Regions from separate parts of the Homo sapiens genome. Here regions 2 and 3 are each linked to region 1. Evidence: chromatin contacts called from ENCODE Hi-C or POLR2A ChIA-PET data. All regions are on one chromosome and are shown on one strand. Each heading gives the region's core, a stretch centred on a gene start or an enhancer-like site at or near the end of the contact. The rest is flanking DNA. Distances are from core to core; before and after follow the strand shown. Region 1 holds the start of ZNF142 (zinc finger protein 142). Region 2 holds the start of ZFAND2B (zinc finger AN1-type containing 2B). Region 3 holds the start of DNAJB2 (DnaJ heat shock protein family (Hsp40) member B2).

Region 1 (2,953 bases), core at 454-2,953:
TTCAACGAACACAAATCACCCACAATCGAAGATTCCAGTGAAGAACCACAGATATGGAGCTGCATTGGAGTAAAGCTAGGTATCTTGTACAAAACCAGTGGTTCCTCACCTATAACGTAACACATTTGGAGAAATTTCAAACTCATTAACTGACTATGGCCTCAAACTAAATATGGGAACATAACTGAGGAATGAATGACAATTGAATTGCATACCCTGTTATACATGGCTAAAATGAGTTTAAGCTGAATAATTAGTAATTAATAAGAATGATGGGAATCACTTCATGAAATTGAGTCACAGACAAGATGCAAAAAGAAAAAAAGAAGAAGAAACCAGGCCGGGCGCGGTGGCTCAGGCCTGTAATCCCAGCACTTTGGGAGGCCAAGGCGGGCCGATCACCTGAGGTCAGAAGTTCGAGACCAGCCTGGCGAACATTGTGAAACCCTGTTTCTACTAAAAATACAAAAAATCAGCAGGGTGTGGTGGCACACGCCTGTAATCCCAGCTACTCGGGAGGCTGAGGCAGGAGAATCGCTGGAACCCGGGAGGCGGAGGTTGCAGTGAGCCGAGATCGCACCATTGCACCCCAGCTTGGGCAACAAGAGCGAAACTCCGTCTCAAAAAAAAAACAAACAAAAACCAAGATCCTGCAATCTGATAGTCCCTATTTCCAGAATCCCATGGACTCAAAACAACAGATCACAGGGATTCACAAGGTGGCTGGAAAGTGCACTCCCGTGGTCAGAGGGATTCTCTGGAAACTGCAGCCTCCACTTACTGAATATTATCGCTGTTCTGGGGAATCTTCAAGCTTGACCATACATGGCCTCCGGGGGGAGCCAAGGAGGACGCTGAGCCGTCAAGATTAAGAACCTTCACCTGCGGGAGGGCAGGGTGAGGTAGGAGACAGGTGGGCACCAGAGAAGAAATACGCTTATCTTCCGGGCAGGAGGGCTGAGGAAGAGAAAGGACAGACTAAGGCAGAGAGAAGGCCTGGAGAAACAACGGGCCCCGGCCTAGCGACCCAGGTTCCCACCTGCCTCTGGCTCTGACTCACCGCGTGGTCTTGGACAGACACAGTCGCTTCGCTTCTCTGGGCCTCAGCTTTCCTATCTGTAAAATGGAGGTGATGACAGTGTCCACATCGTCGGGCAGGAGCTGGATCATAAGAGCCAGCGAACTGGAAAGGCGGTTTGTAACCTGGAAGGCTTGGGATGGAGCATCGTCATGATTTTGTCCTGAGAGCAGCAGGTACCCGGGCGGGGTCCAGAACCGTGACGCGACTGCAGCGCCGGGGCCCAGCTCGTCTGGGTGCTCCCTTCAGTACCTCCTTCCGAGAGTTCCCAGCGCCCAGGCCCACCCTGATCCCGGGGCTCGAAAAACTTTGCCTCCAGCTCGCTCCACCCGCATTCCCTTCCCAGTTCCGCCCCGCAGCCGCTCACTCACCTCCAGACCCAGAGCCGGCGGGAGCCGCATCTCTATGGTCGGCCGCGGCTGGAACGGCCCCCGGGGCCCGCTTTGTGCGACCGCCTCCGGCTCAGCCGCCTCTAGGATATTGGGGATGTGGAAGCCACTCTCTCTTCCTCTTGCCGGCTGCCGGGGTACTCTATGTTTTGTCTCTGTGGTTTTTCCCGCCCTCCACCCCCACTCCAGCCCTGAAGCCGGAGAAGCACCATCGAGAGCTCTGGGGTAGAGTGGCGTGGGCTTCTCTGTGGGTGTGGCGGGAAGTAGATGAAAGGACCCGGGGCGGGGCCGAACGCAGCTTCCCCAAGGTGCAGGCGCGGTGAAACCATCGAGACGGAGGGCCAGAGAGTCACGGCGGTGAGAGGGCTGAGTGACGGGTTACCCCAAACCATGTGGCTGGAGGCGCGAGCTGGGGTGTGGGCGAGGTTCAGGAGGGGGTTCCTGGGTGTCGCGGAGGGGCCGGGGACGGGAGAGCTTTGTCTGTGGCCTTCCATGCATAGGTGTTTTGGAATTCTGGATCCCAGTTCTGAGGCTCAGCCGAGGTCACTGCTGTCAGCTCACCTCCCTGCATGCCAGGCGCAGGGCAAAGTGGCCGGGGTTCGGGGTTGGAGGAGAGGTGTACTAGAAACAACTTTGCTCTTGTCCCTCAGGATCTTATTGTCTACGATGTGACGATCCGTGGAGAAAGTAGCAGATGGGCAGATTTTCATTTGGGGAGAATGAGGGAGAAAAGAACGGGCATTCCGAGCCAAGAGCACTGCATGAGCAAGGAGTTGGGAGGTTGCTTACTTGTTGAACATATTTGTTGCGTATTTGCATATTTGCTAAACAGGTAGTGTTAGGAGCTAATCCATGAAAGGTAGGTGGGCGCCGTATTGTAGAGAGCCTTGAGTACCAGGCTGAGTTTATACCCAATTCAGGGGTCTGCTGGGAGCCAGCCATTGAAGGTGCTGGAGCAGAGAGAGATATGGTATTGGAGCTGATCCCTATGATGAAAGATCTGGACCCTTGTGTAGATGTTCCGTGAAGCAGGAGGTGAAGACCTATTAAAATGCCATTTCAAGAACTACGATTTTAAAGACAGTTTAGGTGGGAGGTAATAAAGGTCTAAACAAGACGTTAAATATTGGGGACGTAAGGGGGAGGATATTTGAAGGACATTACTCATAACAAGACATAGGGTTACTGACAAGTCAACGGACGCTTCTCCCTTGCTGACTGCAGCCAATGGACCCCTTTTTATCATAGCTGGTCCCAGGGACCACAAAAATCCTGTCCATCCATTACCCTGATGTGAAGCCTGTTTATATAGCTCTTTTTGGTTTAAGGCATCTCCAGACATGGTCCTCTGGTAGGAAACAGGTATGAGTAGACTAATGAAGGACAAAATGGGATGAGGGACCTGGAGCCTCCACCCTTGCATTCCAATACCACCCTTACCCCACAAAAGGAGGGTATTGACCCACACAGTAATGCTGACCTGTGG
Region 2 (2,787 bases), core at 288-2,787, 550 kb after region 1:
TCCAAACTGAAAGCCTACAATTCTTTCTATTTTTGTAGAGACAGGGTCTCACTATGTTGCCCAGGCTGGAACTCCTAGGCTCAAGCGATCCTCCTGCGTCAGCCTCCCAAAGTGCTGAAATTACAAGCGTCAGCCACCATGCCGGGACTGGAAGCCTACAATTCTAAATTGTACTGATGAATATAGAGAGGAAAAAAAATGAATAAACAAAATTCTTAGAACCAAATGATTATAATGAGACTGGGAAAAAATTATTTGAAATCTGACAGTTATATATTGAAACAAAATAAAAGCATTTATAAAGTCCTGGATGCAATTTAAAATAAAAAGAATATTGGCTGGGAGTGGTGGCTCATGCCTGTAATCCCAGCACTTTGGGAGGCCGAGGCGGGCAGATCACGAGGTCAGGAGTTCGAGACCAGCCTGGGCAACATGGTGAAACGCCGTCTCTAAAAATACAAAAATTAGCTGGACGCAGTGGTGTGCACCTGTAGTCCCAACTACTTGGGAGGCTGAGGCAGGAGAATCGCTTGAACCCGGGAAGCAGAGGTTGCAGTGAGCCGAGATCATGCCACTGCACTCCAGCCTGGGTGACAAGAGTGACACTGTGTCTCAAAAAAAAAAAAATTATATTGGTCAGGTGTGGTGGCTCACGTCTGTAATCCCAGCACTTTGGGAGGCCAAGGCAGGAGGATCACTTAAGGCCAGGAGTTCGAGACCAATCTGGGCAACAAAGAGAGACCCCTCCCCAACCCCATTTCTACAAAATTAAAAATTAGCTGAGCACGGTGGCTTGTGCCTGTAGTCCTGGCTACATTCAATAATTACTAAGAATATTCTAGGCTAGGGTTTTTCAGAGTGTGGTGCATGGCAATCTGTGTCAGAATTCCTTCAGGTGCTTCCTACTGAATTAGAAGCTCCAGGGCCCGGAAATCCGCATTTTAAACTAGCTCCGTAGGCGATTTGGATTCACACTAAAGACTGAGGACCACACTGTTCTAGGCACTGTTAGGTGCTGGGACCTAACACGAAACAAGGTAGACGTGGTTCCTGATTTCCCAGTATGCTCATATAGGGGTTGGTCGCATTAGTGATATGGGTGCTAGAATGGAAGAAGTAAGATCACATAGCAGGTGCGCCTAGTTCAGACTGAGGAGGGATCTGCAGCTCTAGAGACGTCTGTACTTCAGAGAAATACAGGAGCTGTCAGCTCGTGGAGGCGAAGGGCAGCCGTGGCCGTGAACAAAATGGCCAGGAGGAGGGCATCGTGTGTGAAGCGGGCTAAGGACCGAATTGTGAAAGACCCCAAACCACCCAGCCTTCCATCCCCCAAGATATCCGTCTTTGCCTTCGCTGGCCTTCCTCTGCGGAGCTACGCCCGCGCCCAGGGTGGCGGAGCCGCGCATCAACACCCTCTCGCCTCGGGACAGTCTTCCGACTCAGCCTTCTAGAGCAAGGCGAGGCGGGGCGGGGCTCAACCGAGGCCCTCCCCGGCTGCCCGGAGACTGCGCCGGACGCGCCAGCCCTGCGGGATGACGTCAGCGCGCCGCGCGCGCCGAGGGAGGAGCGGGCGCCGGGGGCCGGCTGGCGCGGGGGCTCCGGTAACCCGGGCTGGGCGGGGGAGAGGAAGGGGCGGGGCAGGGAGCCCGCCAGAGTGCGGGGTCGCGGTGCGGACTTCGAGCACGAGCCCTAAAGACGCTCAGCACTCGTCGCTTCTCCTAGCAGACCCTGCCCGGCTTGGCGATGGAGTTTCCGGACCTCGGCGCTCACTGTTCGGAGCCGAGCTGTCAGCGCTTGGGTGAGGGGCGGAGCGCGCGGGGGGCGGGGCCCAGCGGACAGGGACTTTGAACCGCAGGTTGGGAGGGAAGGGTGGGCTCCCAGGCTGGCAATGCCGGGGGGCGGGGCTTGAAGCTGGGGGGGGGTGGTCAGCGGCAGAGGGGGCGTGGCCAAGGAGGTAATGGGCTTGGGAAGGGGCGGTGTGTCGAAAATAGGGTGGCGTTTTCCTTCCCGAGTGGAAGACTTGAGTGAGAGAGAAGGACATCGAGGTCCCGCTGGACCTGCAATCCGACCAACTCTTTGCAGATTTTCTGCCGCTTAAGTGTGATGCCTGCTCAGGCATCTTCTGCGCAGACCATGTGGCCTACGCCCAGCATCACTGTGGATCTGCTTACCAAAAGGTGAGGGGGCGATCCTCAGGGTGAAAGCAGGCAGATGGAGAATGCGTGCAGAATCCCCCAAATCTGTGTCTCACGTTTCTTCTCCCTTTTGTCCTTCTGAGGCTGTCAGTGCTGGGAAACACTGTTTTTTTGCGTGTTTGTGGTGGGTCATATCCAAGTTCTTTCAGGACCAGAGATTTGTTGGACTGGAGTGGGCCACAGACTGACCCTTGCTCCTTGACTACAGGATATCCAGGTACCTGTGTGCCCTCTCTGTAATGTGCCTGTGCCTGTGGCCAGAGGGGAGCCCCCTGACCGTGCTGTGGGAGAGCACATTGACAGAGACTGTCGCTCTGATCCAGCACAGCAAAAACGTAAGGTAAACATTGTAGGGGTCAGCCACAACCCAGCTGGGACTACGGATGCCTGGAAACCCAAACAGCTAATCAGAGTCTCAGCAGAGACAACCTTCTCACTTCACCTCAGATCTTCACCAATAAGTGTGAACGCGCTGGCTGCCGGCAGCGAGAAATGATGAAACTGACCTGTGAACGCTGTAGCCGAAACTTCTGCATCAAGCACCGGCATCCACTGGACCATGATTGCTCTGGGGAGGGGCACCCAACCAGCC
Region 3 (2,838 bases), core at 339-2,838, 620 kb after region 1:
ACCCTCCGCAGTGATCCTCCTACTCTCGTCCCTCACCTGCGGCAGTAGCGCTGACACTTCCTCCTCCAGACACTAGAGGCCGCTGTTGGCCCCATCGCCTCCACCGCCGCCGCAGAAATGAATTCCTAAACCAGCCTTGCTATTCCGTGACTTGCTCCAGATTCAAAGTCCCAGTTGGAGCATCCGATTGGCGGAGCTCATGTCTTCTGCCTGCAACCCCAGAGCCGAGTCAGGGAGAGCAAGCATTGGGGCTTTGTGGCAAATGGTGGCCTGCTTTCCATTAGGGCCCTTGCGATGGGAATTCCCCAAATGTAGGCAGGAGGTTCTGATGGTGGGCAGCCAGGAAACCAGGACACTCACACCACCTTCTTCTCTCACGTCCGCCTCAAACCCTTCTCGTTGGCGAAGTATTCCTGGGTCCCCCAGCCTAAAGCACTTTTCTGGACTCACATAACCATTATTGCTTGAGCCAATCACGATGCCAGCAGGACCGCAGTAACACCTAATTCGTACCATGTCTCATTTGACTTTCAAACAACCCTAGGCACTACCTATATTTAGTGAGAAAAAAAGAGTGCTCAGAGATTTTCCCAAGTCTCACAGTAATGCCAGGTTGTACTCTGTTTCCAAAGCCTCGGGTTTCCCAGCGGGCTACACTGATGGGCTGGTATCTTATCAAGTTCAAGCTCTGCAAAGGCAGGGCTTGGGCCACATTCTTCTTTATACGGCCTGGCAGCATCTTGAATGCAGAAAAATGCTCAGCTAACGCCTTTGGATTGGCCTGGATGGGATCAAGCAGGAGCCAGTTCTGGAAGGTTTCCTAACTCTCCAATGAGGCCTGAACCCAGGGAGCATTTTGAAGTGGAATAGGCCTACTCAGGATCAGTTTGGGAAGACTTGAACCTGGGGAATTCCGTTGTACGGCCCCCTTTACCTCACCTCCCCCAAATGTGTCAAAACTGTCAACAAGAGGTTTGCAGGTGTTCATTATTTATTCATCCCACGGGTAGTTTTGAACCCCTACGACTGCTCTAATAGACCAGTGAGAAAAAACACACAATTCCTGTCCTGTGAAATCGACATTCTAGTGGGGGAGGTGAATGGTAATAAAAAATAATCAAACCAATAAATGCTAATTTGTGGCTCTAACAAGCCTGATGAAGGAAATGCCACGAGATGCTGTAAAAGGCAGTTCTGACCTACTCAGGAAAGCCAGGGCAGCCTGCTGGGGGACCTGGGGCTGGAGCTGGGAGCTGAAGAAGGGGGAGGAGTTAGAACCGTGGTGGGGGGAGGGAGGGAAGAGTCTGAGTCCTCGAGGTGGGTGAGTAAGCATGGATCATCGCTCATGTTTATAAGAAAGTGACAGAGGAACCTGGGGGCCGAGCGGCTTGTTTGTGGGCTGCCCCAGCCTCCGTGCGAGCGCTTCTCGCTTGGATGGAGGCGGGGCCGCAGTCTCCCAGGTCCCAGCTGGGGCTGACGTCGTCCTGGTGTGTGCCCAAAATAGCCGGCTCCGCCCTCTTCTCCCGGCAGCCCCTGCAGGCCCCCACCCCCCCAGGGGACAGGCGGAGCCGGCCTTCTCCCCGTCTCTAGTAGTTTCCGCACCGCTGACGCATGCCTGCGCGCACAGCTGGGCCGGGCGCGTCCTACGCAGCAGCCGCGAGCCGGGCTGCGGGTGCCAGACGGTTCCCGGCGGGGGGCAGGGGCGGGGCGCCGCAGGAGGCCGGGACTCCTGGCGGAGGAGGTGCGGCCGGGGGCCCGGGTCAGGCTGGGGGCCCTGGATCGGACTGCTGGAGTTGGGGGGCCCCGATAGGGCTCCTGGGCCTGGGCGTCGAGATAGCTCTTGGCCCCGGCCTGCGGGGGCAGATAAGGCTGCCGGAGGGAGCCTAGTCACCGGCCGCAAGCAGAGCCCGGTGTGCTCCGCTTCCAACTGGGAGCGCCTTCCGCCACCCGGGGAGGGGGACTGCTGCAGCCACAGGGTGGGGCTCTTGGTTCTTTCCGCCTGACTCCTTCTCTTCTGCAGCCCCAAGGAGGCCCGCCTGACGACTGACCAGTTGCCATGGCATCCTACTACGAGATCCTAGACGTGCCGCGAAGTGCGTCCGCTGATGACATCAAGAAGGCGTAAGTGCCTCCGTATGCAACAGAAGACCTCTCACCCTCCACCCGCCACCACCATGGGGCACTTCAGAGTGACACCTGTAGGTGTCTGAGGGAACCAGGTCGTTAGAAAGCACTGGGGTGCTTCTTCCGAGTGACACCTGCAGGGAGGAAAGAGACCCCTGGTAGAGTACAAGGAGAACGTCCAGAGAGTGAAGTAGTTAGTTCCTCTGGGAGCTGCACTGTGTTATGGGTTGTTCTCCAGTTGATCTTCCCCTCCTCCTCCTCCTCCTCCTCCTTTCCCCTCCCCTCCCCCTTCCCCCTAGATTTGGGCATTCTCAGGCTGCAGTGCAAAGATGCAGTGCAAAGAGGCTCTATGAGGAGGAGGGGCCGGTGTCCCTGTACTCTTCGAGGCCACATGTGCCCCAACCTTTGCAGCCCCAGTCCAGTGAGCCCTAGGGAGGGGCTAGGGACCCTGGCATTGTATCCGCTTGTACATGTGGTCCCAGCACTGGTGGCGGAGGAGAGAGGGTGGAACTTGATGAAAATATCACAGCAGCGGCAGCCCTAGCAGCTGGGGTGGACTGGGACCCGGGGGTGAAAGGACAGTGATAGGCTAATGGGAAAACAGGTCGTTCGGTTCCTGGGTGGGAAGTGCCTGCATTTGTCCCCCGACTCTCTCCTCTGCACCCACTTTCTGCAGGTATCGGCGCAAGGCTCTCCAGTGGCACCCAGACAAAA

Evidence for each region. Hi-C counts contacts between places; a loop is a spot of excess contacts on that map. ChIA-PET counts read pairs that join two places held with the same protein, here RNA polymerase II (POLR2A). Pooled maps may share reads with other maps.
Region 2: a loop to region 1 is called in a map of naive thymus-derived CD4-positive, alpha-beta T cell, with 14 times the contacts of the local background. The contact joins the promoter of ZFAND2B here to the promoter of ZNF142 in region 1. A Hi-C loop is called at or near these places in 1 of 168 maps with a recorded cell type or tissue (naive thymus-derived CD4-positive, alpha-beta T cell), 2 of 37 single-sample maps with no recorded cell type and 9 of 50 pooled maps. POLR2A ChIA-PET finds 5 or more read pairs at or near these places in 1 of 52 experiments (OCI-LY7).
Region 3: a map of naive thymus-derived CD4-positive, alpha-beta T cell shows a loop between it and region 1 (13-fold over the local background). The contact joins the promoter of DNAJB2 here to the promoter of ZNF142 in region 1. A Hi-C loop is called at or near these places in 1 of 168 maps with a recorded cell type or tissue (naive thymus-derived CD4-positive, alpha-beta T cell), 1 of 37 single-sample maps with no recorded cell type and 8 of 50 pooled maps. POLR2A ChIA-PET finds 5 or more read pairs at or near these places in 3 of 52 experiments (OCI-LY7, activated CD4-positive, alpha-beta T cell and activated T-cell).

Annotation. Positions count from the first base shown.
Region 1 is chr2:218,657,920-218,660,872 of GRCh38, forward strand. ZNF142 (zinc finger protein 142) reads right to left here and starts at 1,704. Exons shown (of 11, transcript NM_001379659.1): 1 at 1,450-1,704; 2 at 1,061-1,211; 3 at 782-957. It overlaps BCS1L (BCS1 ubiquinol-cytochrome c reductase complex chaperone), which reads left to right and starts at 1,764. Exons shown (of 8, transcript NM_001079866.2): 1 at 1,764-1,824. RefSeq lists enhancers at 828-947, 1,758-1,887.
Region 2 is chr2:219,205,245-219,208,031 of GRCh38, forward strand. It overlaps ZFAND2B (zinc finger AN1-type containing 2B), which reads left to right and starts at 1,538. Exons shown (of 9, transcript NM_138802.3): 1 at 1,538-1,798; 2 at 2,083-2,177; 3 at 2,404-2,535; 4 at 2,643-2,787. The coding sequence starts at 1,744. RefSeq lists enhancers at 1,130-1,379, 2,497-2,787 and a silencer at 1,430-1,829.
Region 3 is chr2:219,277,778-219,280,615 of GRCh38, forward strand. DNAJB2 (DnaJ heat shock protein family (Hsp40) member B2) reads left to right here and starts at 1,589. Exons shown (of 9, transcript NM_006736.6): 1 at 1,589-1,741; 2 at 2,021-2,121; 3 at 2,801-2,838. The coding sequence starts at 2,057. RefSeq lists an enhancer at 1-413 and silencers at 1-192, 1,434-1,913.